Regions from separate parts of the Homo sapiens genome. Here all the other regions are linked to region 1. A link is a contact called in ENCODE Hi-C or POLR2A ChIA-PET data. All regions are on one chromosome and are shown on one strand. Each heading gives the region's core, a stretch centred on a gene start or an enhancer-like site at or near the end of the contact. The rest is flanking DNA. Distances are from core to core; before and after follow the strand shown. Region 1 holds the start of SLC60A2 (solute carrier family 60 member 2). Region 2 overlaps FYN (FYN proto-oncogene, Src family tyrosine kinase). Region 3 overlaps FYN (FYN proto-oncogene, Src family tyrosine kinase). Region 4 overlaps FYN (FYN proto-oncogene, Src family tyrosine kinase).

Region 1 (3,598 bases), core at 351-2,850:
CTTGGCGGGCCGGGCGCGGTGGCCCACGCCTGTAATCCCAGCACTTTGGGAGGCCGAGGCGGTCGGATCATGAGGTCAGGAGTTCGAGACCAGCCTGACCAACATGGTGAAACCCCGTCTCTACTAAATAAAAAAATTAGCCGTGCGTGGTGGCACGCGCCTGTAATCCCGGCTACTCAGGAGGCTGACGCAGGAGAATCGCTTGAACCTAGGAGGCAGAGGTTGCAGTGAGCCGAGATCGCACCATTGCACTCCAGCCTGGGCGACAGAGCGAGATTCCGTCTCAAATAAATAAATAAATAAATAAATAAATAAATAAATAAATAAATAAAAAAGAAATGCTTGGCGGGGCATGGTGGCTCATACCTGTAATCTCAGCACTTTGGAAGGCCAAAGGCAGGCGAATCACTTGAGGTCAGGAGTTCGAGACCAGCCTGGCCGACATGGTGAAAACTCGTCTCTACCAAAAAGCGCCACAACACTCCAGCCCGGGCGACATAGGCTCTGTCTCAAAAAAGAAAACAAACAAACAAAAAAAAAAGTGGGGGTGCGGGTGGGGGGAAGACTTAATGACTAAACGAATAAGTCTGGAGAGACGGGTTGCAAGGGATGATGAGACTAAGGTTTGTAGTCTGGGAGCCTAAGTGGATGAAAGTTGGAAGAATCAGGTGGAAAAGAACATTTCAAATAGACCACAAAGAAAAGTATATAACATTTTGAGGCTGTGGTACGCTTTGTTAAAGAGCAAAAGGAAAACAATTCCTCAAATCAGGGGGGAGGGATAGCATTAGGAGATATACCTAATGTTAAATGACGAGTTAATGGGTGCAGCACACCAACATGGCACATGTATACATATGTAACTAACCTGCACGTTGTGCACATGTACCCTAAAACTTAAAGTATATAAAAAAAATTCCTCAAATCGATGCCACGCTCCACTTCTTTACAACGATGGAATTATTTCAGGAATTGGAATTATTTCAGGAATTGTGTTTGAAACCACAGCTTTGGATCCCGATTTCTTTCTTGAGCTACTGTTACACTGTTTATATACGGCCACTAATTCGATGACTGAGCTTGGGCAGATTGTTAATTATTTTCTATGACTTAATCTTTCTATCTGTACAACGGGGATAACGTGGAATTTGGAGTGTTGTGAGGGTTGAGATAATATACGTGATAACTTACACAATGACGTTCAACAAATACTTGTGGAGTGAAAGATGCGCGATTCATTGACAGATCTCAGGGATTTCAGAAAGCTGTATAAGGACCAGCTCTTCAGGCTCCCTTCGCTCCCCAGGAGACCGGGGAGCCGGCGCGAGGCGCTACAGTGTAATTCTTGGCCCCTTTTCCTCATAATGGTTTGGCCGCATTTTTACCTCTTGATTTCCCTGGTCCCAGGCTGCAACTTCAGCTCGCTCCGCCATGGGGCGCACGTCCGCCAGCCTCTGTGAGCTCAGCTAAGTATGATGCCTAGGCTAGAGAGCTACGTCCGGTCTCCTAGGCAACCATATCAACTTCCGGCTTGAGGCACGATAGCGGTTGGCGAGAGGCCACATTTCCGCCACGTGACCCGCGCATGCGCCTGCTTGCTGGAGAGCGAGCGTCTTTTGCCACGAACACCTGCGGCGTGCCGAAGTTCCTCTTCTCTGCCCCGGTTCCGGGCGGTCCGCTGGGAGGTGGCGCCCGGAGGGACACCCGTGCCTGGGGTCGGGGCCAGTGCTCTTCTCGGAGCTCCAGAAGTTCTGCTGAGAAGCGCGGCGGCAGCAAGACGACTTCTCCGGAGCCGCCGAGCTGGAGTTAGAGGTGGAGCTCCGTGGGGCCGGGCCCCCGGCTGCGGGGCAGCGGCTCCTGCAGGCGGAGGCCCCGGCGGAGAATGAGCCGGAGCCGGAGGTGGTGGTGGTCTCCTGGCAGAGCGGTGGGACCGGGAGCAAGCTGCGGTGGTTCACCACCTTGATGCTGTGTGCCTCCTTCCTGGGGCTGGTGAGAGCCGGGGCTGCAACACTCCCAGGCCGGGGCGTTCGAGTCTTGCCTTCGCCACTTGCAAACTGACCTTGGGCGCGTTACCTAATCTGACTGGGCCTCAGTTTCATCATCTAGAAAATGGGCACAATTCTAATCTTGGAGGAAATAGATTTTCTGAATACGTCTTTCAGCTCCAGCAAGCTTTTTTTTTTTTTTTTTTTGACGGAGTCTCGCTCTGTTGCCCAGGCTGGAGTGCAGTGGTGCGATCTCGGCTCACTGCAACCTCTGCCCCCAGGGTTCAAGCGATTCTCCTGCGTCAGCCTCCCGAGTAGCTGGGATTACAGGCGCCTGCCACTAAGCCCGGCTAATTTTTGTATTTTTAGTAGAGACGGGGCTTCGCCATGTTGGCCAGGCTGGTTTCAAACTCCTGACCTCAGGTGATCCGCCCACCTCGGCCTCCCAAAGTATTGGGATTACCGGCGTGAGCCACGGCGCCCGGCCCGGCAAGCCTTCCTACGTCTCCTTCGTCGGATGGGAAGGTTGCAAGAGGGGTTCACCAGGTCTTTGGCCGCTGCTCTCCGCACCCACCCACTCAACCCCCAAATTATTACACAGAAAAACTACTTTTCTGGAATTTCTTCCTGGTGATCTGACCAAATTCAGCCAACCGCTTAATTTTGCAGATAAGGAAATAGGCCCGGAGGGGAAAGTGACTTTCTGGATCACACAGCTGGTTAAGTGATAGAGCCAGAAATATGTCTTTTACTCTGCCCACCATCCTATTTATTAATAAAACCAACCTTTAGATTCTTAAATGTTTTTCTTGGAGCAAAGGGCAAGCCTAGAGGCGCCTTTTGCCAAACCCCTGGGTCGCCACTCAATTCACTTTTCGGAAACCTCCTCCTTATCACTTGATAATTATGATCCTGGGGGAGTTGAGAGGATGAGTCCTCCCAAGAGTCATGTGTGGTCACTTACCATCTCAGGGACTCTGAGCCACAGTTGTTTCTTAGAGTATTTTGATTGGGGGCGGTGGGGAGGGGTGAAGAAAGAAATCACTTCAGACTTTTGGTGAGTCGTCACTGACTTGTCCGGTCCTGTTGTAAATCCTTTGAAGACATGAACTAATTTGATTAGATTCTGTGCTCAGGCTTCTCTCGAAGTACGAGGTGCTTGCTGTGCACCTGGGCCCATAGTGGTCCGTGGTCTTGGACTGTTACGAGTTGGGCAGGGGGCGCACCCCATGCATTTAGAGCAGAGCAGGGCAATTAGAATCAGTTATTCTGGAAATGTAGACTGATTGGAAACATTTTTTTCTTTAAATGTCCAATGAATTTCCTCTGAAAGTCAATTGTAATCCTTACCTCTTGCTGACACTGCATTGAGTAAAGTTTTATTGTTAAAGTCATTCTGTACTTGGGCGTGTAATATTTTTTAAGCAACCTTTACTGACTAATTCTGATGGCGTGGAAGAAAAGTGTAGATTTAGAAACATTTAAATTGTTTATCTCCTGTATGTTTTATATGTATAGTTCAGGGGAAGGACTCCATGTGCATCCAGAAATATTGCTGTTTAACAACATAAAAAACAGGAATCATATTTTGATGTTTTGATCAAGGTTTTGAC
Region 2 (3,598 bases), core at 335-2,834, 490 kb after region 1:
GGTAAAAAACTTAAATGTAGATAACACAATTATAATAGGGTAAAACTTTCAGCACAATGCTAGATAAAAACAAATATTTTAAATAAATATATGTTCAAAATATATGTTCAAAATCTGTGTGTGGAAACAAATATGGAATTAAGAAATGACAGGGATAAATGACCTACATGATGGAAAACTCGCTTATGATGGAGACCTCTAGGAAGACTGCATGATTTCTCCTGGAAAAAAAAAAAATCCCATAATTTGCATCCCCACATCTGTAGAATTTCCCTGTTACATCCAGTTTAAGTCTGACATCTTTAACTTCTGATCCAAGAGTGACAGCATGTACAACTGCTACTAACATATATGTCCGTTTTGAAGTAGCTCCTGCCTTTATGTACTTGGCTCCAGATTCCTTCCATTCTGACTTTCTGCAACATAACCGATACAGTTTGCATGTATGTCTCCGTCCAAATCTCATGTCGAATTATAATCCCCAACTTTGGAGGTGAGGCCTGGTGGGAGGTAATTGGGTCATGGGGGTAGTTTCTCATGAATGGTTTAGCACCATCCTCCTTGGTACTGTCCTCATGACAGTGAGTTCTTGTGAGATCTGGTTGTTTAAAAGTGGGTAGCACCTTTCTCCTAGCCCTCTCTCCTGCTCCCACCATGTGAGATGCCTCGCTTCCCCTTTGCCTTCCGCCATGATTGGAAGCTTCCGGAGGCCTCCCTGGAAGCAGAAGCCGCTATGCTTCCTGTACAACCTGCAGAACCACGAGCCAATTATACCTCTTTTCTTTATAAATTACTCAGTCTCAGGTATTTCTTTACAGTAATGTGAGAATGAATTAATACAATGACCATAAATGCCTGTAATAGAGGTAACCAAGTAAATATTTGTTGAGAAAAGAAATTTTAGGGATGCAGGCTCTTCCTCTCTCCTCCTTTCCTCATTTTCTTCCCTCCTTTCCTTTCTTTGTTGGCCAGACCACCTAGATTCATGCCAGTACAATTCATGTCATTTTTTTTTTTTTTTTTTTACTAACATTGAAGGCAAGTTGGGAAATTTTGACTGAATTGCTGAAACAAAGGGCATGCGTTCCCGCCATTCCATACTTCTAAGGAACTTATTTTAAAAAGCAAGAAAGGGGCAGCAAAGTCACAGAACAATGAAAGGACACAATGGCCACCTTCACTTTTGTTGAGACTGGAGAGATGGGAGTCGTAGACATGAATGAGTGCAAGCCTCAGTGGGTCTATTGTGCAAAATAAGTTTTACTTGAAAATGGAAAAAATGACCCTGCATTTCTCTTTGCCATTATCTACAGAGTCACACTGGAAAAAAACACCAAGAGAAGCAAAGCAAAAAGAATAGTTTCTATTGGCCTTTCCTTGGCATTGTATACTTTTATTCCTTTATTCTTTTCTTGCTCAACCTCATTCCCAACTATTTTACTATTTTGGGGGCACTGGGGACAGAACTTCTGGGAAACATAACACGCATTAGTCCATTTGTTTTCTCTGTGAATTCTTTTCAGCATCTTTGTGTAGCAACAGGAAGGATGTGGGCTCCCTTTCAGATTCAAATGAGGCAAATCAGCCCTGGCTCAGGTTGACAACATCATGTTTATGTTACACTGTGGCCTCAGAACGCCAGAACTGCTGTCTCTAGGTAGAATGGCCATTTTGTCCTGGGGCTTAATGTCTATTTTTAACATCAGATCCCTAGCCCATGTCTCACAAAAACAACAAACAATTAACAACAAAAACCCCCCAAAACTGCTGACACAGTATAACTACAGCATACTATTTTATTAAGAGAATTCTGAGTTTTAGAGTTGAAAAGATCAGTGTTTTCAAGGTATTCAGAGATATTTTAAATCATATAGGACAGATGTGCAGAAGTGGCAGTGTCTCCATTCAAATTCTTTCTTTTTTTTTTTGAGACAGCATCTTGCTCGGTCATCTAGGCTGGAGTGCAGTGGCACAATCACAGCTCCCTGCAGCCTCAACCTCCTGGGCTCAAGCTATCCTTCTACCTACGCCTCCCAGTACCTGGGACTACAGTTGTGCACCACCACATGTAAATAATCTTTTTTTTTGGTAGAAACAAGGTCTCACTATGTTGCCCAGGCTGGTGTTGAACTCCTGAGCTCAAGCAACCCTCTTGCCTCGGCCTCTCAAAGTGCTGGGATTACAGGCATGAGCCACCATGCTTAGCTTCAGATATTTCTTAAGCTTTTAGAATGTGGTAGGAAAATCCTACCATGTATTTTTCTCAGATTTATATTCCTAAGCATGTAAATCAAGGAGTAATAAATTTATAATATAAACAAATATAAGACTTTATTTTATAAAACTGGATGTTTATTACTAAGGCTTCTACCAAAAGTTCAAAGCAAAACCATGGAAGAGAATGTGGAGTGGTGCTAGACAAATATGTTAATACTGAATTTGGGAACTGAGTCTATTATTAATTCTATTAGTCCAACTTCGTGATCTTGGCAAGTTATTTATCCTCTCTTAAACCTCAACTCCATCCATTCCTCCATCTATCCATCTACCCATGATCCATCCAACAAATACATCCTCTCTACTAAATGCTCAGCCCTTGGTGAATTAAAAAGATGAATAAGCTATCAGCCCACTGGAGCAGCTTTTGATAAAACAAGTGTACAAATAATTCTATGCAAGACAATTGTCAGTTGGAAGTTGTAGGGTGCTAACAGGAGCTTAGTGGAAAAAGAAGTCACTTCCAATGGAGAGATCAGTCAAGGCTCCATTGAGGAGAGACATTTTGTTGTTTGAGAAAGAAGCAAGATTTCTAAATCTAGAGCAGGGTTGAGACATTCCTGGCCACAGGAAAAGCCAGGGCAAAGATGGGCATCAGGGAGGCATGGAAGACATTTAGGGAAGAGTGACAAGTCCACCAGGTGGAATAGGGTCTGAGTGGGGAGGCAGTGGCTCCTCTGATCAGGCAAGCAGCCAAGAGAGGACTTGGACTGAATTTGGAGCTCAGAGGGGAGGCTCTGAAGAGTTCTAAGCAAGAATGACACTTGGTCTGGCAGCTCCATGCAGAATGGCTCTGCCACAAAAGCACCTGAAAGATGCTAGGAAGAAGTTTTAGCAGTCCAGTTCAGTGTTAATAATCTTGCTTTAGGAGGGTGGTGGTGAGGGTGGGATGGAGGGATAGACAGGGCTGTGAACTGGTGGAATGGAACTGGGCACTTACTTATCTCTAATATTCAAGCTTCCACATTCTAGTATTTGACAGTTTAGTGTAAGTGGGGGAAATTAACTTGAATGCCCCCAAAATAGAGGCAAAAATAGCTTTGGATAAAATTTAGTCCCATTTCTATATATATTGAAATCTCAATATCAATTAGTCTTACAGAAAAAACTGGTCTTGCAGAAGAAGTGTCAAGGCATGATATATGAAAGACAAGCTGTATTTAGGTAAACCTACTAAAGTGTTTTAGCATTTGGTCTGATCCTCCATACAGGATGCTTTCATAGGAGGAATAGTCATGCCACTTTCTATTTTGACAGGGGTCAGAGAAGTGTGGTTCTTTACAGATTTCAGTAATGCATTATCCAAAAAGGCCTCTCATAA
Region 3 (3,598 bases), core at 787-3,286, 470 kb after region 1:
ACTCATATCACTTACAGCAGTGGTTCTCAGCTGGGGGTAACTTTACCACTCCCCTGCAAGAGACATATTGGGCAATGTCTGGAGACATTTTGGGTTGTCACACTCAGAGGGGAGGGATACTCCTGATACCTACTGGGTAGAGGCCAAGAATGCTGCTAAAACTTCCTGCAATGCACAGGACAGCCTCCTACAAACAAGAGTTACCTGGCCCCAAATGTTAATAGTGTCAAGGTCAAGAAATCCTGATTTACACGAAGGAAAGAATTTATATCTACATCTTTGAAGCAGTTTAACAGCTGTTTCCCTTACATGGATGTGATTAACATGCAACCCATCATGCTTTCTTCAGGCGAACAGGCATGTTAGGTAGAAGCAGGCAGTTTTAAAGAGTGACATGAAGTGCTCTGATTTTCTCTAGAAGCTTGTGCACTGTGATAGAGAAACAGAACCTGGAAGTAATGAGAACACTCATTGCAAACCACTCTTCCAACTCCAGCAAAACAAAATAAGCCCCATATAAGAACCCTGAAGAAAACAGGATCCTACATTTAACCAAACTAAGAAAAAATAATCTTTCAAAATCCACTTTAAAAAAGAAATATACTATAATAAGCAACTAGCAGCTTATCTATAATTTTATGAAGTAATAGAGAAGAAAAATCATCAGCTCCTTGAAGGCAGGAATTTTTGTTTTTTTTTAACTGCTGCATCTTGCGTGGCCAGAACAGTGCCTGGCACACAGTAGTCACTCAATAAATATTAGTTAAATAAATAAATTAAAAATAATCAAAATCATTTTGGAGAAAACAATCCTCTTTTATAGAAGAGACAGCACCATCACCACTTCACGCATTTGACATTCTGAGTTAAGTAATGTTTCTATACAGATCTTGCTTACTCTTTTCTCTTCAATGACACATAGGAAGAAGTGAAAATAAATCAGTAAATGCAGTTTCAAGTCATTAAAAGTTAATCACAATGAAAATATTTATGTAGGAACTTGTGGTCTTCTTTCTCCCCCGTGGGGCAGTCAGACTAACTGCTTCGTGACAGAAGAGTCAGAAGACGCTACATGAGCTGTATTCAGTGTGCCCAGGCTCCTTGCTACAAGGCAAACTTTTGATCATTCATGCTAAAATAAAAGTATCCTTTATTATGCAGAGTTATGTGCTGTGGCTTTAATGTCCAATGCTGTAAGTGCATCGTGACATAGAATGTACTAATTCACTTGCTATAGATCTCTGGGGCACCGGGAAACACTGAATGATGCCATCGTGAATGTGGAGCCCTGGAGTTACTCTGATCAGGAAAATACCACATGCCATGAACTCATGGCTATAGTCTTCTGCAAGTTATCATGCCTAGAAAAACTGGTGAAGGGCATTTTCACCAATTGGATCCTGTGCCTGTGATCAAGGTGTCTGGATTACAGCTGTGAAGCCTCTATTCTCCAATCCTTTTGCAAAGGGAGGGGCCCTTTTTCTACTAAGCAAATAAAACTTGATCTATTTAAAATTTCCCTAGTCCTGTGGTTCTTTACAGATGTGCCAATAGTGTTAAGCAACCTGGGAAGAATTGCCGGACACAGGATTCAAGGAACGCCGCACCCTGCTCCCATAAGCAGGGCAGACATTATCAACAGATCACAGCCCTTTCTGCTGCCATGCTATGGGAGATATGCTTCTCCACATAGCCCTGTAGTGATTGACGGAAACTGACCTAAAGGATAGATTCAATCCTTTACTACCACAGGCACAGGGTGCTTCGATCCAAGATGAGTCTGGTTGAACATACACTCCCTCCTCCTGATGTAGACAGACCACAGTCCAGTCTACAAGATGCACATTAAACACAGACACATTCATATTTCGTCATGTGCCAATCAATAAAGCAATGCCAGTAAGCCCAAGTTATAAGCTTGCAGGACGTGTGATAAGATTTCAGGTGTGTGCAGGAGCTAGGTACCAAAATGGGAAAAAGGCCACTGGCAGTCTTCTGCACAAGCAAATTACTTTCTCTTGAGACACATACACTTGCAGGCAGAGGAGGAATGGCAGGAAGAGGAAGTGAAACCGACAACAAATAACTTTAATTTCAGGGGTGTATGCTCTTTTGTCTCAGAAGCCAACCTAGGTGGGTGTGAAGAAGTGACAGCCCTTAGGCATAATCCCTGCTTCTGACAGCCTCCAGCAGACTTTGGAGAGTGACAGGTAAAGCCACATTTGGCCCGTACTTAGAGGTGGCATGTTTCCTGGTATCATAATGGAAGTATAAGAACAAGGAAGGGAACTGAACTAAGAACCTAGAAACCAAATGCAAGCAACTGAGATGGGGGCAGTTGAAAAAAGAATTTAAAGCTGAACTGCAGATCAACTGCATGGTTTCACACTTTTCTCGGAAAAAAGCAAAAACTGGAAGCTTATCAAGCAAACACACTTTTTCAGTCAGCAGGAATAGCATTAGGAAAAGGATAAGATGTGGCAGAGACACATCTGAAATTATTTGACTTCAGGATAGAAGATTCATGGCAGAGGGCTCTTGATCCTCGCAAAATTAGAAACACCCATAAGAATCTACTTGGGGACTTTTGCTACATTCTCAGTGGAGAGAGTTAATCCATTGAAAGCCTAGGAAAGCCTTCTTTAGTTTTCCCCTGTCATTACTGGGAGCAGAAGGACATTCAGAGACAGTTGAGTACCACATCAGCAGCAATGAGGTTGGGCCACAGAAACTGTCACCCAAATTTCCTAATTTCCCAGCACCTTTCAATCCTTTACAATGGGGCTTTTCTCCTCTGTAGCATACTGCATCAGATGATCCTGACACCCCATGAGAGAGTGCAGGCAGTGCTGCCTTCTGGGGACAGACGGGACAGAAGGGCCAGGGAGGACTGGGGAGGCTGGACAGAAAGCAGGGCTATGCTGGCCACTCTTGGGATCACAAGCATTTCCCAAGGTACTGAAGCAGAGAAAAAGTCACTGCTGGGTTGGCCCTCTGGAGATGTTAATACTTGAGGGATGAAACACTTTCAGCACTGATGCTGGGTTCAGCCAATGGCCCCAGCCCAGCTATGAAAAAAAGCATGCAGGACTCTGCCAATGTGGGAAAGTCCTCTCTTTGCTGCCAACTGGAGGGAGTGAAAATATGTGCCTTGCTAAATGACATTGTGGTAGGGAGAATTCTGAGCTGTCCCCCAGGACTCCTACTCCCGGTGTATGTGCCCTGCAAATCCCTAGGATTTATGAATGATGGGGTAGTCACTCCATCATCGGGTTGTTATTTGGCACAGCCGACTTTGAGAGATCATCCTGGGTGGACCTGACCTAATCAGGTGAACCCGTGAACGGTATGCCAGTTCCTGGAAAAGTAGATTAAAAGTGAGAGAGGCCTTCATTGTGGGGGAGATTCTCCACAGCTGCCTTTAAAGATGAAGGGGCTATGTGGCCAGACACATGGGTGGTCAGAGCTGAGAACAGCTCGGTCAAGAACCTGAATGAACCTGGAAATGGATTCCTCCCTAGTCAAGCCTTCAAACAACAACATAATCAGCTAACATTTGATTTCGGCTTTGCTGAGCAGAGAATCCCCTCCGTGCCTG
Region 4 (3,598 bases), core at 804-3,303, 400 kb after region 1:
GACAAAGAGGCCACTTTTGGAAAATAATACTTTTTTTTTTTTAGTTGAATCAGGTGAAGACAGAGTTAAAATCACATAGGATTTGCATTTTTAAAAAAGGAAAGCACTAGGATTGTTGGCACTGGAGTAACTATTTACACTGAACAGAGGTTTGGCCTTTTACATAACATCGATACAATGCATTTTCCAAAGTCTGAGAAATAACAAGGTTCTGTCTCGAATGCTTCACAGAGGAGGTTCGGATTTGGGGACAAGTGTCATTAATGAGGGCCATGGAAGTTCGTCAGCTTCAGAGTCACATGCAATCTGATCCTGGGCGGTTCCGCTGCTGGGGAGCAGCTGGCTACGGAATTGAAAGCTAATGGGGAGGGGTGGGGCAGCCTCTGGGACAAGGCCTCTCTCCGCAGACCCGGGCCTTACAGGTTTTCACCAGGTTGGTACTGGGGCTCTGTCGCGGTAAAGTAGTCTTCCAGGAAGCTCTGCAAGTACTCAAAAGTGGGGCGTTCTTCAGGGTCCTTTTTCCAGCAGTGGATCATGAGCTCATGCAGAGAGATGGGGCAGTCCTGCGGGCAGGGCATCCTGTAGCCTCGCTCCACCTGCTCCAGCACCTCCCGGTTGTTCATGCCTGCAAAGACAAGCGCAGTGAGAGTGGGCACCCCGGGGATCCAGGCCCTGACCGCCGCACTTGCAGATCCCCTTTCTTCTTCTTTGCGTCTGCATGTGGCTAAAACATGCGGAGTACTCCCATCCCCCCAGGAGTCAAACCCTGCCATGCTACTCAGGAGTAAAGAAGGAGTGCAGAACTGAGACATGAAAAATTCAGAATGACTCTCAAAACATGATAAGTGAAGGAAGCCAGACACAACAGGCAACATACGGTATGATTTCATTCATGCGAAATTCTAGAAAAGGCGCAACTACATCTATAGAAAGCAGATCAGTGGCTGCCTGGGGGAGGGGAGGAATCCCTGCCAAGGGGCCAGAGGGAACTCCAAGTGGGATGGGAATGTTCTGTCAGGGTCAACGGGTCAACAAACTTTTCCTGTAAAAGGCCAGACAGTAAATATTTTTGGCTTTGCGGGTCACATATGATCCCTGTCTTCTTCTTTTTAACAACCCTTTAAAAACGTACAAAACAAACACAGGTTGGGAGCCAGACCTGCCAACCCCTGTTCTATATTATGTATGGGGTGGTGTGACTGTTTATGTTTGTCAAAACTCAATAAACTGCATCCTTAAAATTGTTGAATTTTATTGTGTGTAGATTATACTTCAATTAAACTGACAACAATATATGAATAAAGCAGACAAAAAAATCCACACAGAATGAAAGCATGCTGCCCCTTGTTTATAGCATTTATAAACTCCATTTATGAACTTCATAAATTCGTTTTCTTCATGCCTGGGCAAACTCTTAGTTCCCCACTGTTGGAGATCTGCCATCATGCCAGCGTGGCTGGGCACTGTCTGGCCCTGCAACCCCACAGTGCCCTGAGGTTTGGTGAATTTGATGGGGAGATAGACCATGTCCGGGGCCTATCTCTACTGATGACTTCAGCCAGGCCATCCATCATTTGAGGTTTTTCTGACTCTTGGGAAGCTGTTGAAACACTGGGCTGCATAGCACTAACAGAAGACAGATCGCTAACTCCTCAGAGAGTGCGGCCTCCTGCACACTGGCTGCCTTAACACTACAGGAACTACCATGCTTAGGGGGTGGCCAGTGTCCTGACCTCCTCCCAACTACTGCCAGCCACTATTCTCTAGTTTTGCTTCCCTTTTTCATTGTATCACCTTCTGCCAGCTCCCCGTCAAGCTGTGCTGTGCTTTGGTTGCTTCCTGGCCGGTGAGGCTGTCATCTGGAATCCTCCCCAGTATCTGACCCGGTTAATTTGCAGGAGCAAGAACCCGATGTCAAGCCATATAGAAACCAAGATTTCTTCCCCTATTTCCCAGGGCTACAGCCAGCAGGAGCACACACCATATGCATGGAGCTTCCTTTACTTCTAGGGGAGGTGGCGACCCGTTAGCTAGAAACTTGTCAGCACAGCCAGAGGCGCTGGGCCAGAGCACAGCCTGTCCCCCTGCAGAGGGAACACTCGGACTTCGGGGTCTGTTGCCAGTCCTCTTGGTTGTGTTGTTACTTGTGGAGCTGAGTGTATCCTGGCTCCTCCTGGCTGTCAACCACAGCCTGTCAGTCACATGTCTCTCCAGACCTTTTCAGGATGCTTTCTTATTCTCTGCCATTATCATTTCTTGAGGTAATAAAAATTCACATATTGTTTCTGCTGTACTGAAGTAGGCCTTCAATGCAATTATTGTAAAATAACCTCACTCACGTGTCAGGGCGACCCCTTATTTTAGGGAGAGAGGTTTGGTGAAGGAGTCAGGGTCCCTGCCTCTGTGCCATGCATGCCTTTACCAGCGACTTCCTCAGTTGCATGGGAGGAGTGAGAGGCAGCGCTGTGGCTAATTAGCCTACATCCTCCTCCAATGGCTGAAAATGGGGGATGGGGGCGGGGAGCTGGAAGCAAGGGAGGAACTGGAGCATGCTCGGGAATGAAAGGCAGCCTCCTCCGGCTCTAGATAAACGCGGACAGAGGCCAGCATTTCCTTCTCCACAATTCCACCATCCAACGAGCTCTGAACACCATCAAGTTTTTGTAACTCACTTGACTACAGAACTGATCTGAACTGACCTCATCTGGCCACAAAACCTGAACTGATTACGAGGCTATTTACTGTTTTTATTTCTTCATACATATTGCCCAGAAAGATTAGGAAGAGTGTGTAATCACGTAGCAGAACTGGCACTCTCCAAAGCATTTGCCTTGCCGCATCTTTTAGTACTGTCCTTGGTTTCATATTTCAGCAATGACAGAGCTTGGACCAGCAGAAATCTCCCTTGTCTCTGTCCCTTCCAGGAGTCCACAGGAACTGAGGGGAAACAGGCAGAAGGGCCTGACAGATCCTTCTGGGTGCGGTTACAGCCCCTGAAACGCCTCCTAATGCTTGACTCTGGCTCTGAGTGCCTCCCTCCAAAATGGCAGCACAGAGTTTAATTAATCACTCTCCTATTGCTCCACAGAGCGCATGTCAGTACATGTTTCATTTCATTAAAAAACAAACTACTCAAATGGAAAGATTTCACTTAAAAAAAAAGTTTTCATCCAATGTCTGCCAATGGAAAGTTTAATTGGCCACTGGGTCATTTTTCCAGTGCTCGGTCCAAGCCTCAGACACAGCACACTTGGTGATGTGAACCTCAACATGTAGCGTCTCCCGAGGCAGTCTTTCCTGGGCATTTGGAGCCAGGGGACAGGGCATAAGCTGGCCCATGCAGGGTCCTGGCAGACCCACATGGTCAGGCTCCTTCTCGCTCTCCCCTTTCCTGTCTGCACCCCTCCGCTCTTCCCCACTCCTCTTCTTCTCCTGCTTTCTTCTGCCCAGACCTCTCAAAGCAAGGGGAGTATATGAAAACAATTCCACGCACTGGGCCAAGTGGAAACATACCAATGAGGGCTTTGCCAGGAAAGTGGGATATTTTGACAATGCACTTGGCTGACAATGACAATTGGAATGGGACTAGCTCTTTTCC

The links. Hi-C counts contacts between places; a loop is a spot of excess contacts on that map. ChIA-PET counts read pairs that join two places held with the same protein, here RNA polymerase II (POLR2A). Pooled maps may share reads with other maps.
Region 2: a pooled map shows a loop between it and region 1 (3-fold over the local background). The contact joins the enhancer-like site here to the promoter of SLC60A2 in region 1. A Hi-C loop is called at or near these places in 6 of 50 pooled maps. POLR2A ChIA-PET finds 5 or more read pairs at or near these places in 2 of 52 experiments (T-cell and activated CD4-positive, alpha-beta T cell).
Region 3: a loop to region 1 is called in a pooled map, with 9 times the contacts of the local background. The contact joins the enhancer-like site here to the promoter of SLC60A2 in region 1. A Hi-C loop is called at or near these places in 3 of 168 maps with a recorded cell type or tissue (CD4-positive, alpha-beta memory T cell, CD8-positive, alpha-beta T cell and PC-9), 2 of 37 single-sample maps with no recorded cell type and 17 of 50 pooled maps. POLR2A ChIA-PET finds 5 or more read pairs at or near these places in 2 of 52 experiments (CD8-positive, alpha-beta memory T cell and MCF 10A).
Region 4: a pooled map shows a loop between it and region 1 (2.6-fold over the local background). The contact joins the enhancer-like site here to the promoter of SLC60A2 in region 1. A Hi-C loop is called at or near these places in 4 of 168 maps with a recorded cell type or tissue (CD14-positive monocyte, Panc1, mammary epithelial cell and 1 more) and 4 of 50 pooled maps. POLR2A ChIA-PET finds 5 or more read pairs at or near these places in 1 of 52 experiments (activated naive CD4-positive, alpha-beta T cell).

What each region holds. Positions count from the first base shown.
Region 1 is chr6:111,257,739-111,261,336 of GRCh38, forward strand. It overlaps SLC60A2 (solute carrier family 60 member 2), which reads left to right and starts at 1,601. Exons shown (of 4, transcript NM_153369.4): 1 at 1,601-1,989. The coding sequence starts at 1,963. SLC60A2-DT (SLC60A2 divergent transcript) reads right to left here and starts at 1,474. Exons shown (of 3, transcript XR_001743807.2): 1 at 1,386-1,474. RefSeq lists enhancers at 1,251-1,310, 1,631-1,710.
Region 2 is chr6:111,749,712-111,753,309 of GRCh38, forward strand. All of the region lies in intron 3 of FYN (FYN proto-oncogene, Src family tyrosine kinase), which reads right to left. Among named protein-coding and RNA genes, the nearest start is that of FYN, 120 kb to the right of the region's middle. RefSeq lists an enhancer at 1,257-1,829. Within about 2 kb of position 1,585, at least 7 of the 41 ENCODE cell types and tissues checked have a DNase peak (open chromatin) inside an H3K27ac peak, as active enhancers do.
Region 3 is chr6:111,722,600-111,726,197 of GRCh38, forward strand. All of the region lies in intron 3 of FYN (FYN proto-oncogene, Src family tyrosine kinase), which reads right to left. Among named protein-coding and RNA genes, the nearest start is that of TRAF3IP2, 120 kb to the left of the region's middle. Within about 2 kb of position 2,037, at least 6 of the 41 ENCODE cell types and tissues checked have a DNase peak (open chromatin) inside an H3K27ac peak, as active enhancers do; they include CD8-positive, alpha-beta T cell, where a contact is called at or near this core.
Region 4 is chr6:111,661,323-111,664,920 of GRCh38, forward strand. It overlaps FYN (FYN proto-oncogene, Src family tyrosine kinase), which reads right to left. Exons shown (of 14, transcript NM_002037.5): 14 at 1-625. The coding sequence ends at 417. Among named protein-coding and RNA genes, the nearest start is that of TRAF3IP2, 57 kb to the left of the region's middle. RefSeq lists enhancers at 40-723, 724-1,405, 1,406-2,087. Within about 2 kb of position 2,054, at least 18 of the 41 ENCODE cell types and tissues checked have a DNase peak (open chromatin) inside an H3K27ac peak, as active enhancers do; they include psoas muscle, where a contact is called at or near this core.